Regions from separate parts of the Homo sapiens genome. Here region 1 is linked to region 2. A link is a loop called in an ENCODE intact Hi-C map of the cell type or tissue named here. Cell type or tissue: adrenal gland. All regions are shown on one strand. Links, peaks and the distances in the headings refer to the core of each region. The heading gives the core; the rest is flanking DNA.

Region 1 (12,305 bases), core at 2,430-10,429, 680 kb before region 2:
TTCATATATATATACTTTTTGACATATTTGAAGTGCACAGGCCCATTGTGTTGCAGAATCTCTTTCCACTTGAGTTTGTCTCATGTCTCCTATGACTAGATTCAGGTGATTATTTTTGGCAGAAACACATAGAGGTGTGTTGTGTCTTCTCAGGGCATGTGACGAAGTATGTGGTGTTGACATGTCCATTATGAGGGTGATAGCTTTGAGCACTTGGTTAAGGTGGTATCTGCCAATTTCTTTTGGTTTAAAGTCGCTATTTTTCCCTTTGTCATTTATAATGACCTCGTGGGGAGATACTTTCAGACTAGGCAAATAACCCATTTTTCCTCAAACTTCTACCCTGTGGTGTTTACTCTTAACACACACTTCACAGATGAGGAAACTGATGCTCAGAGAGGTGGAGCAACTTGTCGGGCTCATGAGGTCAGCAAGCAAAACTCAAGGTTCAATTTTCTGACTCTAGGTCAGACCTCTTCACCCATGAGTGATCTCTATTCCTGGCTTAATAATGTCAGTTTCTAAACCATCCTTTGTGTGTCAGACCTGCCATGCCTTGCCCACATTTCCTTAGCCCTTACACTTGAACCTTGCTTCTGGGTGCAGCATCTGAGAGCTCAGCATGGTCACAGCACCAGCTCTGCCACCCTGTGCCCATCAGAGGTGGCACCCACTGGGAGCAGCCCTGGACTAGTCAGTGACCCCTCATACCACTCAGGAGTTGCTGTAGACATTCCTCAGCAACCTTGCCCATTGTGTGGGACGCTGTGAGGTGTGTGCTCTACATTGTTTCCCAGAGAGTCCCAGCAGGAGGAAGCTGCAGTGCCCACCACAGGGACCTGCTCGAGTGATGTACTCTCATTGGCTTCCTTCACATCCCCCTATCACCCATCCCCATTAGTTCTGGGATCACCTCCTAACTAAAGCACATGAATCCTTCTCTTGGACGTGCCTCTAGGAAAATATAAACTAGGGTCTTTGTGAAGTTTTGTGTTTCCTCTCCATTCTGGTCCCGCCTGTGAGCCCCATATCAGGGTCTCTCAAAAATCATAAGCGCCAAAATGAGCACAGCCCCCAGGTGGAGTTTGAACAGGCTAGGATGGAGCCTGCTGAGTTCTCAGGAGGGCACTTGAAGGGTAATCAGAGGAACGTATTCCCTTGCTCAACTCCAGCGAGCTGGAGACTTCCAAATTGGAGGCTGGATCCGATTGTATAGTCAGAGACATGGTTGAGAACATGCATATGCCAGAACTGAGGGCCTGAGCTCACTGTAGCCAGCAGTGGCCCTTCCCATCTCCCTTTAGGAGCAAGTGATAAGAGGAGTGTGAAATATGAAGTTGGCTTGAAGCTACAATGTTGGGGTACACACATCTTTTGAGCTAGCATCTTAGGAGGGGCTTCCTTGAAGCAAGCCCTATGATGACAATCTGTGTGCGTGTGTTTCATTAAGGCAGGACTCCGGAGAGAAATTGAAAAGGCAGTAGAGCAGGCAGGGGAGAGAAGCAGCAGCAGCAAGCAAGGGAGTAATTTCAGGTGATACTGTGGGCAGTTCTGGAATGTGAATTGCACCAAGAGTTCGCTCCACCTCAAGGCCAGGGAGTGAGGCTTTCATACCCTGCACCAGGGAGGGCAGGCACATCAACTCCAAGGCACTTCTTGCTTTCTTTGTTCTGGGTCATAGTTCCAGCAGTGCAAGGGCATTGAAGTGGGTTGCAGGTGTGAGTGATAGGAGTGAAGGCTGGGTGTAGCGGCTCCTGCCTGTAATTCCAACACATTGGGAGGCTGAGGTGGGAGGGTCGCTTGAGGACAGGAGTTCAAGACCAGCCTGGGCAACATAGAAAGACCTCCTCTCTACAAAAAATAAAGAATTAGTTGGATATTTTGGTGTGTGCCTGTGGTCCCAGCTACTTAGGAGGCTGATGTGGGAGGATCACTTGAGCCCAGGAGGTTGAGATGGCAGTGAGCTGAGATCACACCATTGCTGTCCAGTTTGAGCAACAGAGCAAGAACCTGAGTCAAAACATAAATAAAAAAAAATGTGAAGTGCACAGAAGAGGGCTGGGCACCCAGAACTGGTGTATTAGTCTGGTTGGGCTGCTATGACAAAATACCACAGAGTGGGTGCTTTGAGCAACAGAATTTTTTTTCTCACCATCCTGGAGGCTGGAAATCAAATATCAAGGTGCCACCGGGTTGATTTCTGGTGAGTGTTTCTCTCCTTGGCTTGCAGGTGGCCACCTTCCCAAATGGTGCCCTTATTTGGCCTTTCTTCTGTGCCTGCACATCCCTGGTGTCTCTTCCTGTTCCTATGAGGACACTAGTCAGATTGGATTAGAGTCCCACCCTAACAGCCTCTTTTTTTTTTTTTCCTTTTTGCCTTTACCTGAGAATCTAATGCTTTATTTAACCTTAATTACTTCTTTAAAGAAGCTAACTCCAAATACATCCACATTGGGGGTTAGAGCTTCAACCTATGAATTTGATGGGACACATTCAGTCCATGACAAATGGTGAGAAGGCTCTGAGGTCATCTGGGTGCAGTCCCAACAGTATCTATGCAGACACTTTAAGCTAAGGCCTCACGAAACCTTCTTTAGTAACCACTTCACATTGTGGGTTCATAGTAAGTGTTCTATTACCCAAATCCTCAACACCAGAGCTGTCTCCAGCCTATACCTATACAGTTTACCATAGCCATGCTCTTGGTCTTTACCCATCTTCAGGGATGGAGCACTCCCCTAGAGCTGAAAAGATCTCTGAAAGAGCTGAATCCATGGCTTCATTTTGCAGATGGAAGAAAATAAGGCTGGGGAAAGCCAAATGCCTCCCTGGAAGTTGGTGTCCTCATGGTAGAGTTGAGCTCACCGTCCAGACCTCTAGACTGAGCAGGGGAGAAAGACCTAACTTTCATTGCATGCTGCTTCTTTTTTATGTGCAAAGGAATGTGTAGCTGTTTTCCCCCATCAGATTTGCATATTCTCTTCTGGCTGCCAGGGGTGCAACCTTTTTCTCAGGGTTAATGGTATTTACATCAGTCTGAGACATCAACAGGCGCTCAAGACCCAGACTTTGCAATTAAGCCATTCCATAAGCAAAGAGGAGCTTATGGAGCTTTGTGACAGGTTGAATATTTATAAGCAGGCTTATCTTAATTAAGATTGCTGAGTGGCCAAGCTGGAATGTGTTTTCCTCTTTCACACAATGTCTTTCAGCTGGGAGGTCACTGGCGGTCAGGTTTTTGGGATGGTGGGTGGGGGAAGATTTGGCGATTGAATGAGCCACCTGCAGAAGATGGGAGAGGGTCAGCAGCTCATTCACAGGCCACCCTGAAGAACTTCTCTTGAGCAATCTGTTTACTTACCCAGCCAGCTCACGCTTAGGCTGGGGCTTGGCACTAGTTATTCTCTTCAAAGAAGCAATGTGTGCGATAAGCAACATATGCATCTGGCTATGGTTTATGGTAGACTCTGTCTGGTAGGCATGGAGCTATTTCATCTCAGCAGAGTCATCTTTTCTCGCTTGATCCAGCTGGCCAAAGCAAATGGCCTGTGGAACCAACTGGTCCTTGTTTGCCTGGGATGCTTCTGGTTTTAAAAGTCAAAATTCTATATCCTGAAAGTTCTCTTAGTCTGGTAGGTCACTCTATTTTTAGACCAAGAAGAGAAATCTCATTGGAATGAAGGCCCATTACACCTTGGCGGACTCTATTTTAAAAAATTTAACTGACAAGTAATAATTGTATATATTTATGCGGTACAGTGTGAGGTTTTGATATGTGTATACTTATGAAATAATTAAATCAAGCTAATTACTCTGTCCATCACCTAATCTACTTATTTTTTGTAAGAATATTTAAAACCTACTGTTTTAGTAATTTGGAAATATATAGTACGTTATTAGTTGATTTTCACACTGCTATAAAGTTACTACCTGAGACTGGGTAATTTATAAAGGAAAGAGGTGTAATTGACTCACAGTTCCACATGGCTGGGGAGGCCTCAGGAAACTTACAATTATGCTGGAAGGCAAGGGGGAAATGAGCTTGGACCTTTTCAAATGGCGGCAGGAGAGAGAGTGTTAGCAAGAGTGGGGAAAACTGCCTTATAAAACCATCAGATCTCGTGAGAACTCACTCACTATCGAGAGAACAGCATGGGGAAACCACCCCCTTAATCCAATCACTTCCTACCAGGTCTCTCCATAAACACCTGGGGATTACAAGTCAAGGTGAGATTTGGGTGGGGACACAAAGCCTAACTATATCAAGTACATTGTTATTAATTGTGCTTACCATGCTGCCTCTTCTTTACAGTTCAGCTGGAGGCCAAAGCGTTTGGTTTCCTGGGTGTGACCACCTCTACCTCTCCATAGCCATTTTCTCCATAGACTTGCTTGAAGCCTAAGGGATACTCCATTCCCTGTTTTCCCTTCTATAATAGTTCTGTGGATGGCTGAGGGGATGGCAGAAGACTAAGGGGAAAGTAAAGGCGTAGGTGACCCAGTCATTCCTGTCTTAGGGGCTAGGTTGGCTGGATCCCTAGACTGAGAAGCCAGGCTGAGTGTGACCTGTGGAGACCTAGAAGATTAAGAGGAATGGATATTGCCTTGCAGGGAATGGTAAGCCATGAAATGTTTTGTAAGAAGGAGTGGTACATACAAAATATTGCTCCAGAAAGCGTTTACCTTCAGGAGTTGATAGAGTGGGCAGAGCCCTGCAGGCTGGAGTTTATGGACATCCCAGTGAGAAAGGGCATGACTCGGGAGGCTGTGGAACAGCAAGTGGCCCTAGCCTGAGTGAGTCCCTGCAGTGTCCAAGAAATGATGTTGAGATATAACCACCCAAGAGAAGAGACGAGGGTCAGAAAACCCAACTGTCCAAGCTCACCAAGGGGAGAGAGCAGTGTTGCAGATGTGGTTGGTGCCTTGTCCATCTGCACCCAACACTTGCCCTTCATCTCTCCATCCAAGTTGTGCTTGGTCAAAGCTGAGCAGTTTGGGAGATAGGACCCCAATGATGATGCTGTTTGATGGATAAATACCCCCACTTCCTCATCATTGTCCCAAGGTGGGGACAACTCTGAGCTGTGTTATACACCATCTCCCACAGTGTCCAGCATGACTGATGTCAGTGGCCTGCAGTGGTAACCCAATAAATCCCAGGCATTGGCCGCCTTCCCTTCCTGGCCTCACATCCCCCTCCTCTAGTGGTGGTTTCTGGGATCGCCTCCCAAATAAGCTACTTATATTCAAATTCTTATTCCAGGGTCTGTTTCTGGGGGATCCCAGTCTAAGACAGATTAAAACCAGACGTTCTGGTATTCTGCGTCTAGACATTCTCCTTTAACATTAGACAAATCACAATCACTGCTCTTTGAACTGTGAGCTTCAGTTCTTTGCCATTTTGGGGGAGCAGTTCTCTGGATCTACTTGTCCAGATGTATACAGGTTTCTGATGGTTTGCTGTATGACGTCTCACAAGTCCTCTGCCCGTTCTGGGCCACTGCTTTCCTTTGAGTGTTGTGGTGTCTTCGGGTTTTTGTAAATCAGGACATTCGGGGGCATGCTGTGATAATCAGCTTTGCACTGTTTGGTAGCTCCGTTGATGGAAGAGGGTGCATGGTTGCTGTGTGGCATTTGGAGGCAAGGCCAGATCTAGGGATGGAGGATAGGTGGCAGCAAAGTCCTGGTCATCTCAGCTGGAACTTATCATCCTTTCCTCAAAATGTTGGAGATGAATTTTAGTCTCTCCACTCCAGAGTTTGAAAGTCTTTTACTAGTCCTGACTCAGTTTTCCAACCAACTGACATCCCTGCCCTTGAACCTAGCACCCTCCATAACCATATTGTTTCCCTAATTGTTCACAAAGTTAAGTTTGAAAATGAAAAGCCAGCAAGGGGATGATTCCAATAAAAGGAAACTGAAGAGGACTTTTATGTCTTAGAAATGCACTCATCTGCGCATCTGAGACTAATAATTGTTAGTGCATGTGCGTAAAAGTAATTTGTTACCTCTCTTTGTCTCTTTTTTACCCCTTTTTCTGAGCCTGACTCAACTATGGCTCCTTGGAGAGGGAAGTCAATGGGACTGAAATGGTTACTAATAATGGGTCCCAAAGTAGGCAATGTAGCCCAAGCCAGAGAAACTATCAAACACTAAATGGGCATCAGAGAAGTCAGACAATATGTAAATATGGATTTTGAAGATCAAAAAGTAATTCTAAGTAACCAGAAGCATTAGTATTGTCATCATTCAGGAAACACAGTTGACGACTGAAAGACCCATGGGGCACTTTTCTTAGGCAAATTTAGTGCCAATAATATTTTGAAGCCTCTTTGTAAGGTCATAGTCAAGCTCAAGTTTCATTTGAGTGTCTAAAATTTTGTGACTACAGACATCATGAAATCTTCTCTATTTCTTTTTATGTTCCCCCTGGAACTATCCCTATTGAAAAGGTGATTTTGAGGACAAATTTACATCACCAACATAAATAACATTCCATCTTTAATTAGCTTTCACGATGGGCCCAGGTGGTCCTGACAGCCTTTTGCATCCTAGAGAGCCCAGAGGAATCAGAGAAGGTGTCCATCACCAACTGTTCTTGGTAACATGCAGAGGAGATGAAGATACTTTCCTTAGGGTGGTGGGAAACTTTGATGAAGGTATAAAAAGACTGATCTGGAAGAGGAAAGGAGTTGGATAAAGGTACCAGAATGAGCATACTTTCGAATCATACTCCCTTCTGCATTAGATCTCTAGAAATTACAGAAAAGACATAAAACACATTCATTACAGCTGTAGAAAATTAGATCTTGCTTTTCTTGGATGTGAAATTATGTAAGCTAGAAGCGAGAGGAAATGAGGTTGAAAGTGGAGTTCACTGATCAAAACACATGTAGGTGAGTTTTTTTAAAAGGCAGAAGTAGTCCAGGGGTGCTGCACAAGAGTCCCAGGAGAGCTCCCAGCTTGAGGCTGTGGATGCAGAGGGTGAGAGGGTTGCCTGAGGTCATCTGCCCTGGTGACTGATGATGTGCCTCAGGTGCAGCCTGGTGGCTTGCCACCTACCTGTGTCAAGCAGCAGCAGACAGAGGCATTTTCTGCCAGGTGTGAGCAGAAACCATGAGTACTTGGGAAAGAGAGGCAGGTACCAGGTAGCTGCTGATACTGGGAGTTGACAAACTACTGACACATACATCTAAGATAACATGTCGATACAAAGTGTCTACCAAACACTATAGCGTTACTGTCAAACCTGGAAAAAAGATATCACAATCATCACTGCCATTCAACATTATGCTAAAGGCCAGTGCAATAACAGAGGTGAAAAGGAGATATTTGAAGATGATATGATAATTTAGAAAATCTAAGGAAATCAAGTGACAAATTATTAGAACTTAGATTGCTAAAAAGGCGTCTAATATAAAATCAACATTAAAAAGTCAAAAGACTTAAACATCAGCAATAATAAATTAGACAATGTAATACCAAATAGGATTCCATGACCACAAAACTGTAAAATACCTAACAAATATAATGACAAATGTGAAAGATTTACACAAAAACTTATGAATCCTTATTAAATGTCACCAATAGAAGTCTGAGTAAGTGAAAACCTATACTATGTTTCTATATTGTATATTTCTCAATTCTTACTAAATTAATCCATAAAATACCAGTGTAATTTTAAGAAAGCATATAATAAGTAGAGTAAGTCAGCCAATTTCTTTTTATGAAGAGCATGACAGGGTTCTTGCCTTGTAAGATATAACCATGAAGCTACATGCAACAAATTAACAGCCAGATGCATAAATTGTAACTATAAAGGTAGCAGAAGAAAATACAGGAACATTTGTTAGTAATCTTGAGATAGGGAAATTTTCTTAAGCAAGGCACAAAATACAGAAGGCATAATTGATAGATTTTGATAGACTACATCAAAATGAAAACTTTTATGTAACACTTGCTGGTATAAAACCACACATTAAGACAACTTAAATAACCAGAAAATATTTGCAACATATGGGAGTTAAAGGATTATAAAAATGAATGTGACTGAATCACAAAATTATCATATACTCCAAAGTGCAGATAAAGTTATCTTCTACTTTATTTCTCTGTGTTTGATTTCATCTCCTCTATAAGGCCTCCATAATTTTGTCCACTCTAGTAAGTGTAATATGAACCAATGCATCCAAAAGTTTCTTTAGACAATGCGGATCTCGTTTGGATGAAATGCCCAGACTTCCTCCCTAAGATGCAGGGGATGTAGGAATGAGGCTGTGGCTTGTGTGGCCTTGCGATGGTAAGGACAATGGAGGATTCATTGCTTGTCTTCTGGATTTCCCCTCATGTCCACTTCAGTTCATGGATTAGTGACTGCCCGGGTGCAGCTGGTGTCATGCCTGACTGCTTAATTTCTGGAGGCACTTAGGGCTGAGGTTCACGTTGATGTCTTCGTTTCTGGTTCCTTTCCTAGCTGGGCCAATGCCTATGACCCTTTTGTCAGAAGCATTCAAACCAGAGTGACTCCATCTTGAGTGAGGGCTAGGAAAATGAGGCTGGGACTTATTGGGCTGCATTCCCAGAAAGTTAAGTATCCTAGCCTCTAGATGTTTATGGTTAAGGGAACAGATTGATAACATTTACTAAACAGACCCAGACTTGAGAGTGTCCTAATATCCCAATATCTTGAGAACAGAAGCAGTCCTAATTTTGCTTTAAAGATAATATTGATTCTTCCAAAATACAGTAATTAAGAAAATTAATCCTTTATCACACACCCTTGTAGCAGAGCACATCTCCCATGATCTTTTTTTATCCTATATAAATGAGTATTGTACCTAGGGTGGACGCATTCCTCCTCTTATTTTTGGAAACACCCTGCTCTGTCTGTGGAGTAGCTGTGCTTTATTCCTGTACTTTCTTAATAAACTTGCTTTCACTTTATTACTCTGTGGACTCATCCTGAATTCTGTCTTGTGTGAGATCCAAGAACCCTCTCTTGGCGTCTGGATCAGGACCCCTTTATGGTATCGCTTTCTGGCTGACCCAGCCCCACTACTGCCCTCACTATGACCTTGCCTGAGGTCTATGTGTGTCCCCAGGCCATGTGGCCTGTCCTGCAGCCCTCACCTGGGAGCTGCTTCCCTTCATCTCATGGGCTGTTTGGTGTGCTCCTGTCTAGCCATCCGGGTACCTCTGTACCTGCTCAGGGCTACAGGGAACTCTGGGTTCCCTTAGAGCCTCAGGTAGGGAGTGTCAGATAAAAATACAGGATGCCCAGTTAAATTAGAATTTCAGATAAACAGCAAATAATATTTTAGTATACGTGTGTTCCAAATATTGCAGGTCTCAAATATTACATTATATTAGTATATTAGTTATACTAAAATAAACACTGATTGTTTTTCTAAAGTTCTTATCTAACTGGGTATCCTGTATTTTTATTTGTGAAGTCTGTCAACACTAGCCATGTGGGAGCCAAAGGCTGCTTGGAAGAGGTGAACTCGAGGCCTTCCTTCTTTTGCCTGGCTGCCTGGCACACTGCGTCGACTTGGTTGTGCCCACTCCAGTTAGGCTGGGGGCTGAGCATAAGGCTGCCTCCTTCCTCTGTCTGGATAGAAAGTGAGGTTGAGGTTCTGCTGCTTTTTGCTTTTTCCTCGATTTATCTCCTCTATGCCTTCAATCCAGAGCAATTAAACTAAGACATTCTCTTTACACAGGCTATTGGGACTTCCCCCTGCTTTCCTGTCTGTCTGTGCGGACTTTCCTTGGGTCCTCTAGGCTCTTAATATGTTCAAGGAGGGAGATAAAGGAATTTAGAAAATCTCTTCTCTCTCCACAAAGCCTGGATTTAGAGCCCATTATCTTGCTGTGAATTCAAACTCTACTTTGAATGTCAGTAGCTGAATATTAATTCTTGGTACCACTGCTATAGATAATTCTAAAATCCCTCCCTGGTCCTCAACTGCAAGGGCAGTCAAATTCCTTACACTGATTAGGGGAAACGCTGCTAGAGTATAATTTCCTAGAAGTTGGAAATGACTTTTATACAAATATAAAGTGAACAGGTGTCAAAGATTTTATTTAGCTCATTAATTATTGAAGGGGCAAGTCAGTTGTTAGAAGAGATTCAAATCAGAATTTGAGTTACAAAGAGTTATATTCTCTTTGGGACAAAACTCATTTGCATTGTTAAGGACAGGAACAATTTACATTGCTACCAGTTGTCTTCACTTTAACTGCTGCCCCTACAGGCATGTAAAATAGACTAATAATGGAAAGTCAATCCAAAGGCACAGGCCTCTCTAGACTCAGATCATCCCAGAAGGTCCCCTAGGCAATGCCCAATACTCTACTGAAAGAATTCTCAGGGATCTCTTTTGCCCATTTCCACATCTTGGACAATTTTTTCCTGACAAAGTATAATCTCAAAATTTTTTTTATCCTGTTACAATATGAAAAGATAATAAATTCAAAGAAGAGGAACTATAAATGGCTGACAAATATAAGATTAAATGCTCAACCTCACCAGCCTATTCATGGGAAACATACTAAAACAACATAAGAGTTTTATCAGTTAATATCCAGGATGGAAAGACAAAGATTTCCATGCATTGATGTTGGAAGTATAAATTGGTTACATCTTTTTGGAGCACGATTTGGTAGTGTCTATTGAAATTTTAAATGTGGGCATCTGTTTGCAATTCCACTTACAGATATATCTTCTAGAGAAATAGTAACAAACATGCAAGTGAATAACGGTGAAAGCATCACTAATTCATTTACCAAATATTCATTAAGCACCTACTTTGTGTTAAGCTCAGAGATGCTTGGCACATATCAGTGAACAAACTAGCCAAAGCTCCTGTTTGCTGGAATGTGTATTCTCACGGGTGCAGATAGACAATAAAAAATATAATGAATATATAAATCCCCTAGTTTTTTGGAAGATAATAAATGTGGAAAAAAAGAGTAAGTAGATTAGGGTAAGGAAGAATTTGTAGTGCTGAGAGTTGGGGTGGGAGTAGGGGAACGGGTTTGGGTATTAAATATGGCGGTCAGGGTAGACCTCGTTGAGAAGGTGAAATTTGAATGAAGACTTGAAAGGAGTGTGGGAGTGAGTCATGTAGGTGTTTGAGGGAAGAGCAAAGGCAAGGACACTGAGGTGGGAGTGTGCTTGGCATGTTGGAGAAAAATCAAGGAAGCCAGTGTCTGTGGATCCAGGGGAGGGTAGCAGGAAAGGAAGTTGGTGTGGATAACAGGACACCCAACTTGAGGGGCCTTACTGGGCTTTGTAAGGAATTCAGCAATCTCTGTCATTGAAGTGGGGAGCTTGTAAGGTTTTGAGCAGGGAAGTTACACCATCTGAGTGTCATGTTCCCCGAATCCCGAAAGGTTGCTATGTAGATAATACATATATGGTAGGAGCAGGAGGGTGGACACAGGACCAGTCTAGAAGTGTTGCTCCTGGTCTGGACTAGCCTATTGGGCCAGCAGTCGAGAAGTTAAAGGTGGTCAGCTTCTGCAAGTATGTGTGTGTGTTTTAAATGAATTTTATTGTGTATATACAACATGATGTTATGGGCTACATATAGATAGTAGAATAATTACTATAGTAAAACAAGTTAACGTATTCACCATTAACATATCACATAGTTACCCACACTTTTTTTTTGGTGACAAGGGCAGCTTAAATCTTCTCATTTAGCAGGAATCTCAAATAAAGTAAAATTTTATTACCTTGTAAACCAAAAATAAAATGCTAAGCCCCTCAATCGACTGAATGAACCCTCCTCTCTGCCAAGGGCTTTCTGAAGTAAACCTGAAACACTAGTTCATGTCACATGCCACGTTGGGAATGGGTTGTCGGGCATGTCTCATTATAACTTCCTTCCCCTCATTCTAACTTCCTTCCTTTGGAATTCAGGCAGAGCTGACCAGCACTAACACTAAAACTTAAGACTCATAAAACGGACTCTTTGTAGCAATAAGATAGCAACATGAGATAGCAGGCTCTGGAAGAAATAAAAGTATTTACCCCAAAATATATTTCTTTGACATATTTTGAAATGGCCTTGCAAAGTTGTCTCTTGTGGGGAAAATCCACATTGTGTAGAGAATTCCCTTTCCTTTCCAGGTCTTTTTCCTGATCCAGGAGAGAGTTAACTAAGTGTTTGGCACCTTTTTAAATCTGATAAGAAACGTTTACAATGTATTCTCTCTGAAGCCTGGTACCTGAAGGCTTCATTTGCATAATAAGAACCTTGGTCTCCACAACCCCTTATCTTAACCCAGACACTCCCTCA
Region 2 (12,305 bases), core at 2,760-10,759:
CCTGTTTTCCAGTGAGTAACATGAGAGAGACTTAGAGCAGAGTGTTTTGTAGCCAGAGTGGCAGGCCCACCGTCAGGTGCCAGGAAGGGCTCTGCAGCTGGAGAAGGGCTCATCACCTCGCAGGCCTCTCTGGGTGCCCAGAGGTGCTATGTCAAAGGGTATCTGGTTAACAGTGAGCATCCCCGCCTCATGCTGCCCAGCTCACGAGAACTAACACAGCTTTTGATAGTCATTACCCTCAAAAGTCCTGAGTGCTTGGCAGATCTCATTTCTCATCCCCCTCGAAGCGTGGATACAACAGTGTGTTAGATGGAGCTTCTTGCCACAAAACCAGATCAATATGTAATACTGGAACATATTCTTGGTGAGATGGTTTATGGACTTCTAGGCAGTGTTGGCTGTTTCAGTGAGTTGAATATGTCAGCTATGGAACAGCTTATTTAGATCTTGATTAATCTACAAATGTGCAATTCTGTATCCCAATTACCTAATGTGAGTGTCCTTTCAAAGCTAATCCTAAAACCTGCATATCATTGGATCAGCCAAGTCATACAGCAAAAGAGGGTTTGAGTCCATTGCAATTTGGGAATGTATTTTCTGATTTATTCCCAGGCTACAAAGTACAGCAAGAATTATTCTTAATTGACATTTTCTTTTTATTTTTTTGAGACAGAGTCTCACTCTGTCGCCGAGGCTGGAGTGCAGTGGCGCGATCTCGGCTCATGGCAAGCTCCCCCTCCCAGGTTCATGCCATTCTCCTGCCTCAGCCTCCTGAGTAGCCGGGAGTACAGGAGCCCACCACCACGCGCAGCTAATTTTTTTGTATTTTTAGTAGAGATGGGGTTTCACCATGTTAGCCAGGATGGTCTCAATCTCATGACCTTGTGATCTGCCCGCCTCGGCCTCCCAAAGTGCTGGGATTACAGGCATGAGCCACCGTGCCCGTTAATCGACATTTTTAATAAAAAGCCCATTGGCAAATAATTTTGTACAGATTATGAATAGATCTATCAATGAGTTATTTTTGAGATTTTTTTCCATGCCAAGCATCCCAGGCTCCTCAGAAATTAGTGAAGTATAAGACAGAATTCTTACCTCTAAAATCTCCCATCACCTACAAAAGTTACACAAGAAATACTATTTCAGAGTGAAAATATTACAAAATATAGTTATGGATTATAAAATACAGATAGAGTCACACCAACTGAGAGAGAAATGTAGCCACTATTTTGATTAATGGCCTTACAAACTCTTATATGCAAATATATAATATGTGTATATACACATATACATAGATTATTTAATAAAAAAAGACATTGTAATGCTGTTTTTCATTTAGCAATGTATTATGAATGCCTTTCCTTATCACTTCATATTGGATTTACACAATCCCTTTTAAGGGCGTCTTATTGAATGATGAACCACAGTTTATATAACCCATTCCCCAAGGTATATTTTGCTAGGTTTGATAACTTATTGTAGTCAGCAATTTTGGAATGAAAATACTAGTGCATATGTCTTTATGCATTTGTCTGATATTTCCACAGGATCTAGTGTTAAAGTATACTTTAGAATCTTACGATCTTATGGAAGAGACCAAACATATATGTGAAAAGCAAACAAGCTCATACAAAGCAGGGACCCTGGGGCTACGTTAGTGCAACTGCTAAGGGTCAAAGGCAACAGAGATCATTTCATGCTTGGGTTGCCACAGAGGCTTCATGAAGGACAGTTGCAAGTGACAGAAACTTAAAACTGCTTAAGTGTAAAAGGCCTATTATTGGCTCATGAAATTAGAAAGTGATTTTGATTTTAGACTGGAGCCGGGGCCAGGGGTCACATGGTGTCATTTGGGACGTGTGTGTGTGTGTGTGCATACATGCTTGCGTGTGTGTGCCTGTGGGTGTACTTTTCGTGTATGCATGCGTGTGTGTGTGCATGTGTGTGTGTGCGTGTGCCTGTCCCATCTCTTGGGTCGGCTTCTCACTGTGGGAGCAGCATTCTTCTCAGGCAAGTTTTCTCTATATGACAGCTGCCTCTAGCAGCTCCAGATGTGGGGTGTTTATATCCATAAAAAGAGGGTGTCTCTGCCTCAGCTTCTCCACTTATCTCTGCTTGGCCCCTTACAGACCTGTCCCTGACTCTCCACTGTGTGACAGGGCATGGATGTTCTATGGCTATACTGGGTCATGTGTGTGCGCCCTGTGTGAGGAGGAGGGGATGTACGACTCCCATCCTGAGGAGCACTTCTCAAAAGGAAAAGATACTGGGAGGTCAATAAATGAATGCAATGTCACTGCTGAGGGTGCTAGAACTTGAACCACACCTATTAGATGCTTTGAGAAGCAAGTAACAGAGACATTCTAAATCAAACTGGCCTCAACAATGCTCATGGTATGTTATGAAGTCAAGAGGCAGGGTGGACACCTGATCAAGGGCTCAGTGATGTTATCCGGGGGCTTAGGTTTTTTCTGATTCAGGGTCAACTTCCTCTCAAGTCAGATTCCTTCAATATGACTGTCAGTGGCAATGAGGGCTCCCAGCTTCCTGGTCCACAGCAAGCAACAGAGGGTGAGAAATGGCTCCCTTTGGCAAAAAGTAAAAGCCTTTCCTGCTCTCTAATTGGGCCAACCTAGGTCATGTGCTCACCTCTGAAACAATGGCCACAGCTAAGGAATACTACATACTGATTGACCAATCAGCATCCACTCCTGGAGAAAAGGATAGGGTCACCTTCCACATGGGGCATGGTGGATATTTGGACAAAACTGGGGTCTCCTTAGGAAAGAGTGGGAGAAGGATGTTGAGTGGTCAGTCAACACTGAAATCCTAGTAAGATTTCATTAGTTGGAGAGGAAACATGCGGTTGGATACAGTGGAGAGGCAATTTCTGGCCAGAAGGTAGAATTCCAGGGAATACCCTGGTCATAGCTGACCAAGATGCAGAAGCAAGTTTGCAAAGCTTTCCTGCAGGGATCCAGTGAGTAAACAGGTTCAGTTGGAAGTGTTCATTTATTTATTCCCTCATTCCACATACCTTTATGGAGTACCTACTATATACCAGGCCCTGTGCTGACTGCTGCGGATATGGCAATCATTATATGAAATTAATTATATGACATCATATCCTCATGAACTTCTGGTGGAGGAGACAGACAATAGATGAATTAATTTAACATATAATGTATCAGGAAAAACCAAAGAGATAAATGACATAGAGAGAAATGGGAGCGGGGGAAAGAGGTTGCCATTTGAGCAGGGACCTGAAGGGTGTGATGGCGTGAGCCAGTGGGATATCTTGGGGCAGAGTGTTCAGGGCAGAGGGAAGAACAAGTGCAAAGGCCCTGAGACAGGAATCCATGACATGTTTCATGGAAAGGGAAGTGGGCAAAAGGAGAGTGACAGGTGATAACATCAGAGAGAAAGCTGGGACCAGGTCACAGGAGAGTGTTGTGGGCATTGGAAAGACTTGGTATTTAAGGTGTTGAATTCATGATGACAGAAGACATTATCAAAGCAGAAGGTGGCTGGACGTTCATCTTCCTGGCTCTGCCTCACTCTAACTTTAACCCCTTTTATCTCCTCTCTTCCAGGCCATATACATGTTCTATGCGCTGGCCATTGTGTGTGATGACTTCTTCGTCCCTTCCTTGGAAAAGATCTGTGAGGTACGTGCCTCACATTCTTGGTATGTGTGAGCCAGACTGGGGACTGGACCTGTGCCCTGTACTGTTCCAGCCTCCTCACCAAAGTCCTGGGGAGCCCTCGCAGGGCAGCTGCAGCGGGAACACCAGGCATCACCATGTTTGAGAGCAATGGGCAATATTAGCACAAAAGTGTCATCGGTCTACTGAGCATTTCATGACTCTGATCAATAATCAGACGAAAACCCACAGGACCAACCTCCCCAACTCCATTTAGACCTAACTAATGGTACTATTTGTGTTTTCCTTCCCCATTTTCTTTTCCTTTTAAACTCACTCTTCCTTTCTGTTACTTCCTCCACCTCTCTCTCCTGTGTTTCCTTCTGCCTCCATAACTCTCCTTTGATATCCATGGCATCCTCGCAGGATTAAAAACCTCCAACCGCATACCTCTGCCATGCTTCCTCTCTCTGTATATGTACAGAAATGCTCCAAGCGGAAGCACTGAGATGAAAGAATTGGCCACGGAGATCAGGAAAGTGTCCCTGTTAGAAATCATCATAGTGCATGCCAGGCTGAACAGCAAGTTAAACCCCTTTCATCAAAAAATATTCAGCAGATCTAGAACTCTTTCATTCTCTTGCCTCTTTCATCTCTGTCTGTTTGGAAATGTAGCTTCCTTTATCTGAAAGCTTTCCATTTTATTTATTTATTTATATTTATCGGTTTATATTTTAATTCAGAATCCCTGTTTCCAGAAGGCATCTCCCCCAGACACATCTGTCGAGAACTCGGTTTCTTTATGCCAGTAGTTCTCAAAACTGGTTGTGTCTTCCCTTTCCTTCTCTCTCCCCTGAGTACCTGATCCAGTAGGTCTTGGGAGAGTGGGAGGGGGTAGAATTTGCATTTCTAATACGTTTTTCAGGTGATGCTGAGGCTGCTGCCTAGTCCAGGAACCACAGACTTAGAGAACCACATACCCTAAGCAGTGTCTTCTACATCCTGGAAGTTAGTGTTGGATACTTAAATAAATAAAAAGTGTCCCACAATAACAATATTTAGAGAGCCACAGGAGGTGTTCTCTTCCACAGTAGCACAGAGTAATTGAGGTGGCATCTGAAATGCACAGTGGGCAGGTGTGGAAGCCCTTTGTCTGAGGAATTCCACCTGAGAGTGGGGTCACCTTATGTCGAAGGGGAGGAGGTGTTCCTCACCTGTAACTGGAGTCCTCTGTGATCTCTGAAATACCACTATTGGGTGTTTTATTATTCATGCAGAGCAAAACAACTCTCTCTCTTTCCCATGCAATTTTTTTGGTGTGAATATCAAAATTATATTCTGGAAATGTCAGTACAGTTGTCAGCATGTGTTCTACTCAGTTGAGGACACAGAACCTGTGAATACCCATGCCCTTGTAGGGAGAGGCAATCAAAGAGCCAGAAAATGGCAGGAAAAGAGGGCAGGTGTGAGTCTTTTAACAAAAAAGTTATAAGGAGAGGAAAAGGAAAGAAAATGTTTAAGGAGGGTGAGGTGTTATTTTACTAGGTCCCTGATATGGTTCAGTCGCTAAACAGTGTGGTGTGACTATGTCTACCTGTCTTTAATCATCTCAAGAATTCTGCCAGGTGACTGATATTATCCCCTCTTTACAAACAAGGAAACCAGAGCTTAGAGAAGCTGAGCAACTTGCCCTGGGTCAAGGGATAGAGTCACTATTTGAGCCCAAGTCAGCCTGATTTCCAAGTCTTCAGGCTTTTCTCTACTCCATCCAGAGACGAGCCTGGACCAGGTCATGGTGGTGTTAGAACTGGCTGCACTGCCCAGACCCACAGCGATACTGGAGGAGTGGGCACAGAAGAGCAACCACATTTTCCTGGGCTCTCCCTGCTCCCACCCCAAATCTGGTCTTATAAGCAAGATTCATATAACAAGAGTGGGTGCCCCGTGCCTGTCTCCTGGAAAGACAATGTTGGCTCCATGGACCTTAAACAACCTTAATTGCTGGGGAAACATTATGTCTGTGAATGATGGGTGGGCTGAGGTCAGAGCTCACATATATTTAGAGATCCTGACATGTTTACATCTTCTAAGAGACGTGGAATCAGTTCTCCCTGGAGTTACACTTTCTCACAAGATGAGAGGATCATGACGTGGGTCCACCAGCAGTGGCCTGGAGGGCCTCTCGGCCCTGGATTCTGTTTACTGCCTGTGCTTTCCTTAATCACCTTTTAATGATTCGATACTCTGTGTTTCATGGTTACTCGTAGACTAAAACTGGGAGTGGGGCAGAAAAACACAGAAGGTTGTCGTTTCCAGCTTTTGTGAAAGATGAGTGGGGAGAGAAATCCACACTGTGCAACGAATCATTGCTTGGAGGTCAGGGCAGATTCTCGCTCAGTCTCAAATACTTTAAAGTTAAAAGCAGAAAAATGTGGGGTTCAGGAAAAGGCAAAGAAAAGAAAATGGGAGAAAGAGAAGGAGATAAAGGCAATGATCCAGGATCCGAAACTGGGGTCAGGCAGGCCCTGGTGCTTACAAAGCACCTGCTCCATGCCAGCCCCTTCCCCTGTCTGGACCTTACTTTCTCCTTGTGTGAAATGACAGCCCCTAGATTTTGAACAGTCCAGAGATACCATTGCAGAACGTGCAGAGAGGGTCTCCAGAGTTTAGAGAAATCCTATAAGCCACAGTAGACAGCCTCAGCTGCACTGAGGCGGGAAGGGAGAGAGGCATTTCAGGAAGAAGAGTGAACATGAACCAAAGCGCAGCGAGTGGAAGGGCCTGGCATCCCCAAGGACCATGAGGTGGCAGGCCTGGCCGAGCAGAGGCTTGTCTAGGAAAGGTGAAGTCGGATGGGGAGGGTGGGAGGCTTTGGGACCCATGTGGAGGCTTCCAGGACAGCAGTGGGACATTTGAGCAGCGGAGGATGTGACAATAGGTCTGGAACACTACTCACCCCTCTGACGTCAGCACTAAGCTGGGCTCTGCCTGGACCAAGCTCTATGCCAGGGGCTGGGAGGAAACTAGATCACACACAGCATGTCCCATCCCATCCCAGGGCTCCTAGCTGCAGAGCAGCTCCAGGGTAATATCCACAGGGGGCTGGAGGAAGTGGCGGGGAATTGGCAAGTGCAGAAGTGCAGAGAGAGAGTGGGGGAAGGAGAGATTGACGCTGCGAGGGACAGAGTTGGGAGGAGATCAGGAAAGGGCTTGTGCAAGGGGCAGGATTAGAACAGCCCTTAGAGGGAAGGTGTCAGTGGCCAAGTATTTTGAGGAAGGGTATTTGGTGAGAGAATGTGTGAGCCGCAAAACCAAGATGGGGTTTTGCACCAGCATACAGGGAGCCCTGCAAGCCAGGCTGGGCGTTAGGAATTATTCCAAGCTCTGGAGGGAGCTGGGGAGGGCTTTTCAGGGCTCTGTCATGGTAGATAGGAGTCCAGAGTCAAGAAGACTAGAGTCCTGTGAGATATTGCCAGGGCTGAAGTGAACTGGGGATGATGGAGGGGTATAAGAAGATACAGAGGAAGAAACAAACTGGCTGGATGAAGGAGAGAGGGGAAACGGACATGAACCCAAGGTTTGGATGCCACAACTAATACCCCAGCAGGACAGAACCACAGCAACACATGGCTCCCGCCTCCTGGCAGGTCTCGGCAAACCATACAGGGAGCTGCGAGCTGTGTCAGGCTACCTCACTCACAGACTCTTAGCTCCATGGGACAGGAGTGCTTGGGCACCCCTCACAGCCACACCTTGCAACTTTGCGCTATCTGCGCCTCCATCTTAGGATCTGCTCGGCATCCCATGTGAAGCTTCGCTGTCCAGCCGACAGCGAAGCGACCCAGGATCCTAGATCAAAATCCTCAGTTAGGGCTTCTCCTGCAGACTATTGTGGGTCACTCAATGGAGGCCAGTGACCTACATCAGGGCCACACCGCCCCTCTCTGGCTGAGCAAGGAAGTGCAGCTGTAGGTGCCACTGGGAAGAGAAGGATGTCACTCAAGCTTGACTGCCAGGAGGGAACTGGCTATTCACTGGCAGCCAGCAGCATACTTTCTGGGTCATGACTGAATGCAGAAATGCAAAATCTGGTTACCAGCCTCTAATGTATAATTGCCTTGTCTTCTTGTAAATCACCTTTTGGTTTAACAAACAGAGTAACCTGGAGAGCTCATTGTATAAACCCCGTCTTGGCAGGGCTGATGCCTCATTACCTTCTTTTCAGCCTTAAGCCCCCACTCCCACTCTCTGATCCCGGGGTTTCCAGAATGCCTCAAGGAAGGGGAGTGGGTTTCAGGAGGGTGATCCCCACATCCACACCCCAACATGCCTCCATAACCTCCTAAAGACTCACAAACTGGTTACCATGAGCGTCATTTAGCCTGAGATCAGCATAGTATCACAAAAATCAGGAAGTTTTGCATAAAAGGTTGGATTATTGGCATCTCTTAAAAATCAGAATATCTGGCCACACTGAGGGAACTGGGCAATGCTGCCCATAGAAAGAGGTGAATGCCCCCACCATAGCCTCAGACCTACCGCCTGCTGTGGCCTCCCATGGGCCCACTCCACTCCTGACTGTCATCTGCACAGCCCCTGCGGGAATTGGGTTGAAGACCCCTAGATCTTCCCAAGAGCCTTTAGCTCATAAGGACATGTAGTTCCCTCCCCAAACCTGTCCCTTAAGGAGGACATTGAGAGGAGCTCTGACTCAGCAGGGGATCGGCAGCAGTGGCTGCGCTCTGTGAGAAGGAGAAGGAGGCTGAGAGGGACTAAGTACCAGCCCCAGGTCCCATCGGTCCTACTCTCGCTGAAGCCCCAGTCTTTGCTTCTCAGGGCTTGGACTCTCGGGTGTCACAGTCACCTCTCTTCCGAGATGGAATCCCAACTCACCTGTGCTTTGTCTTTGCTCCTCTGTAGCGCCTGCACCTCAGTGAAGATGTGGCTGGGGCCACATTCATGGCAGCGGGAAGTTCGGCCCCAGAGCTGTTCACATCGGTCATAGGTAGGTGACAGACTGAGGGACATCTCAGACCTTCACTGTCTGAAGGAAAAGGGCTCTGGGAATGGATGGCCCCCAGACCGAGATTGTCTGCCACTCATAGAAAATGATAATCCAGGGACCCCAATGAGTAGAACATCAGCCTCCCATCTGCCGTTGTTGTTTTATTTAAGTGATGCTTTTACTGTGCATGAACTTGTCCCAGACCCCAAGCCCATCACACTCCTGTGCAGCTATCATCCCTCTGTAGATTAGAAAGCTCTCTCCACCCCTCAGCTGTTTCCTGTAGATTCTGAGAACAATCTAATGCTTATGAAAGGTTCCCCATGCCCACCTTGGAATGCAACAGGGCCACAACAGCCAGGCTGATGTGGGATCTGTGTTTCAGGGGTCTTCATCACCAAAGGCGATGTGGGAGTTGGCACCATCGTGGGCTCAGCGGTATTCAACATCCTGTGCATCATTGGTGTCTGTGGGCTCTTTGCTGGGCAGGTAAGACTGGCGGCTTCTTTGTGATGGCAAAATGTGACATTGGGGAAAGGGGAGGCATGGAGTTTAGGCAGGAGACTGTCTTGCTGGAACACAACTTGCATTAGGGCCCAGTGGTTTGGGCAGCAGTGATTTGGGACCTCACATCCCAGGAGGCTGGCCCAGCTAGAAGTGGAAACTGGTAATCCACCATTACTTGGTCTCCATGTTGATGGAATATAGAATGCTCAGGTCCACATAAATAATTAACCAGACTGAAAGATGTGGGTTACAATCTGAAGGGTTCCACATTCATTTTGGTATGTTACTGATCTGAACTAGAATGGCCTAAAACAATTTTAGGTATGATTTTTGCTCATTGGAAATAGAATACATGAGAATCTGCTAAACACAATGAGAATACATGAGAATCTGCTAAACAAAACATGCAGTCATCACGGTTTAGGACACAGCCTAACCTTTTTTGACTGTGGTAGAGCATTTCATTTCTCTATTATAACGTGCCTTTGGGGTTATGAAGGGCTTAGCAAGCCTGCAGTTTACCTATGGAGTTGATGCCACTTCCAGGTGGTGTCCTGCTATCTGAGTTCTTTATGAATACTGGCGTCTGTTTTGGAAAGTCTGGGGAAGGTGCTCAGAAGCCACTGCGTGGGAGGCTCTGGGCGACAAGCCTACACTGCAGCAGCACCTGGAGGTTTGTTTGCAGGGTTTGCAACTGTTTTGCCAACTCTGATATCCTAAATTTCTTCATAGGGATTTTATTCAGAAACAACACAACCCTGAGATCTCTGCCCAAATACCCACAACTTTGTGTATCTTCTAGTAAAAGGCACTTCTAAAAGCTCATGGAGGCTACTCCACTTACAATATCAAGGAACCTGCTGATCCTAACCACTTGATCAGCAGCCTTGATATGAACAGTGCACTGTTCTCCTAGAAGTGGCTGATTGGGTCAGGGGGCTAAGGAAAGCCCCGGGGCAGCCTTCCCCCTACCCTTTGCCAGGGCCCTCACCCCACAGCAGCGGCAAGGGGCACCCCATGCTGCCCGTTCCACTGATGTAGACTCGAGGGTCTCCATGCAGGATACCCCGGGTCCACCATTGCATTCTCCACTGCCCATTTTTACTTCCGTCATCTTCGTGCCTATTGATTTGTCTGGATTGCCTGGTGTGTCAGTTGCCTTCAGGTGACACGCAGAGGGACACCTGGATCTCATCGGGATTCAGCTCCAGGGCCCACAGGTGGATGGGTCCCTTCTATCTGGAAAAGGGGCTCCCAGTACATGGTGACTGAGCTCTGCTCAGCTCCTTAGACTGAATGATTTCCCTCTTCTCATCCTCTCAGTCAATGAGCTCATGTCTTAGATTTTGTGTACCCACAATATGTGCTTTTTAAATCTCCCATAAATGTAGTTAGTATTTTTTTAAAAAATGAGTCTCTGCCTTTGCCTTTGGTGCTATTTGCACTTCCCTGGCTCTCCTTTGCCTTGGACACCTGCTTGTGGCCTTCCACAGATGAACAGTTGCACCCAGCAGAAGAGTCTGTCGCTGTTAGCACTCTCCTAATTGGCATTGTCACCATCAGCAGTATGGTTATTAGTCTGGCTGTTATTAGTGTTGTCATTAGTTCATTCATCATTTGTACCTGAAGCTTGATTCACAAGCAAGCCCAAAGGAAGAGAGATAATGTAGAGAAATGAAACAAATGACTGGGGAGCATCTAGTCAGTGCCACACAACTAATTACTTATGAAATGGCTTGGATGCATGTGTGGCTCATCACTCATTAGTAACGCGGTTCATCCCAGCTTGGTTGGAACACCTGCATCAAAGGCAAAGGGCTCCCTGAACTCCAAAAAATGCTGGTGTCTGTCCCTTGACTCACCCCAGAAGGTCTTTGCTGGCTCACCTCACAACCCTGTAGCCATGGACAGAAGTAACAACCATGACTGTTGGGAGAAGCAGTCCACAGTCCACGCGATGACTCTGGATGCCAACCTTTCCTTCTGACTTTCCTGTCATGTGCCAAACTGGAGATTTTCAAGGCCATCCAGCTCAGGGTTTTGTAGGATCCTTCAAGTCTTTGCAGAGGAAGCAAAATTATGTTTTGGGAAGAACATGGGCTGGGGAATCAGACGGGTCTGGGTTTAAATCCTGATTCTGCCATTTTCTGGCTGTGGAACCCTGGAGAAGTTACTTATGTTCTCAAAGCCTCATTTTTCTCATCTATAGAGTGGGTACAAGCACACCTACTTCCTAGTGTTGCCATCAAGATGAATTGTAGCATGTTCAGCATTAATAGACCTGCTCTACATGGTAAGTCAGTCTCAGTTAGACACCATTAGCTATGCTCAGAATACGCATCCCTGGGGTTCTCACCTCCAAATTCCACCTAGGTCACTGTGATAATTTGACCAACTCATTGATGGAACTTATCTAACAGTCAAGGGTGTCCACAGCTTAATTAACAGACACAGGATACTCAGTGGGAAGGAAAGGGATAGTCAGGGAGAAGGTCTTCTAAATGTAAATCAAAGTAAGGAGATGTTCGTAGAAAAACAGTCTCAAAGGACTAGTACTTACTTCTGTGCTGTCTACCAGTGGGAGGTGAAAAAAAAGAAATGACAGCTTCCCAGCCTCAAACAGGGAGAAGCTCTCCCAGGCGGTGGAGTTGGTGCAGTGGAATGTTACGGCAAAGGCTGGATATTGGGAATTGAAGCGATTAATAAATCCAATCATGGATTTCACTTAGCATTTTATTTATGTTGATCTGCACTTTCATTTGGCTGGGAGAATTACCAGCGAGTGCCCGTGGGCCTCCCTCTATGAATTTCAGCATGGAGGGTTGCACATGACCAAGTCTGTTATCCATCTGAAATTAAAGTAATTAAGCTATAAGGTTTGAGTTCCTGTCTCAATTAGGGTTTTGATGAATTCAGTGTAATTAAATGTCTGCTGTATTTGCAGTTTGCAAACATAACCCTCGCTTTGGTGTTCACCTAAGGTGCTTTGGGGAGTTTTATGGGACAAAAAGGAAATTGCTTTTTAGAAAGTGGCTTATAGAGAGGTTCTTGGCATCACTTCAAGACATTTACAAGGCTGTGGTCCTACAAGTTTCCTTTATTTAAAAACGAAGAATAATAACAACAAAGAGAAAACACCGAGCTCTTGA

Evidence for each region. Peaks named below come from ENCODE experiments on the same cell type or tissue, not always from the same donor. Only the 100,000 strongest peaks of a DNase experiment are listed, where the experiment ranks them.
Region 1: a loop joins it to region 2, with 3 times the contacts of the local background. A loop is called at or near these places in 17 of 110 quality-filtered maps.

The regions. Positions count from the first base shown.
Region 1 is chr20:18,899,195-18,911,499 of GRCh38, forward strand. No RefSeq gene overlaps it. Among named protein-coding and RNA genes, the nearest start is that of SCP2D1-AS1, 75 kb to the left of the region's middle. In adrenal gland, for the core only: a CTCF peak has its summit at 5,675; no DNase peak of the experiment used is centred there.
Region 2 is chr20:19,576,407-19,588,711 of GRCh38, forward strand. It overlaps SLC24A3 (solute carrier family 24 member 3), which reads left to right. Exons shown (of 17, transcript NM_020689.4): 4 at 3,594-3,668; 5 at 8,565-8,649; 6 at 9,035-9,138. Among named protein-coding and RNA genes, the nearest start is that of RIN2, 180 kb to the right of the region's middle. RefSeq lists an enhancer at 6,869-7,370. In adrenal gland, for the core only: a CTCF peak has its summit at 7,586; a DNase peak (open chromatin) is centred at 7,475.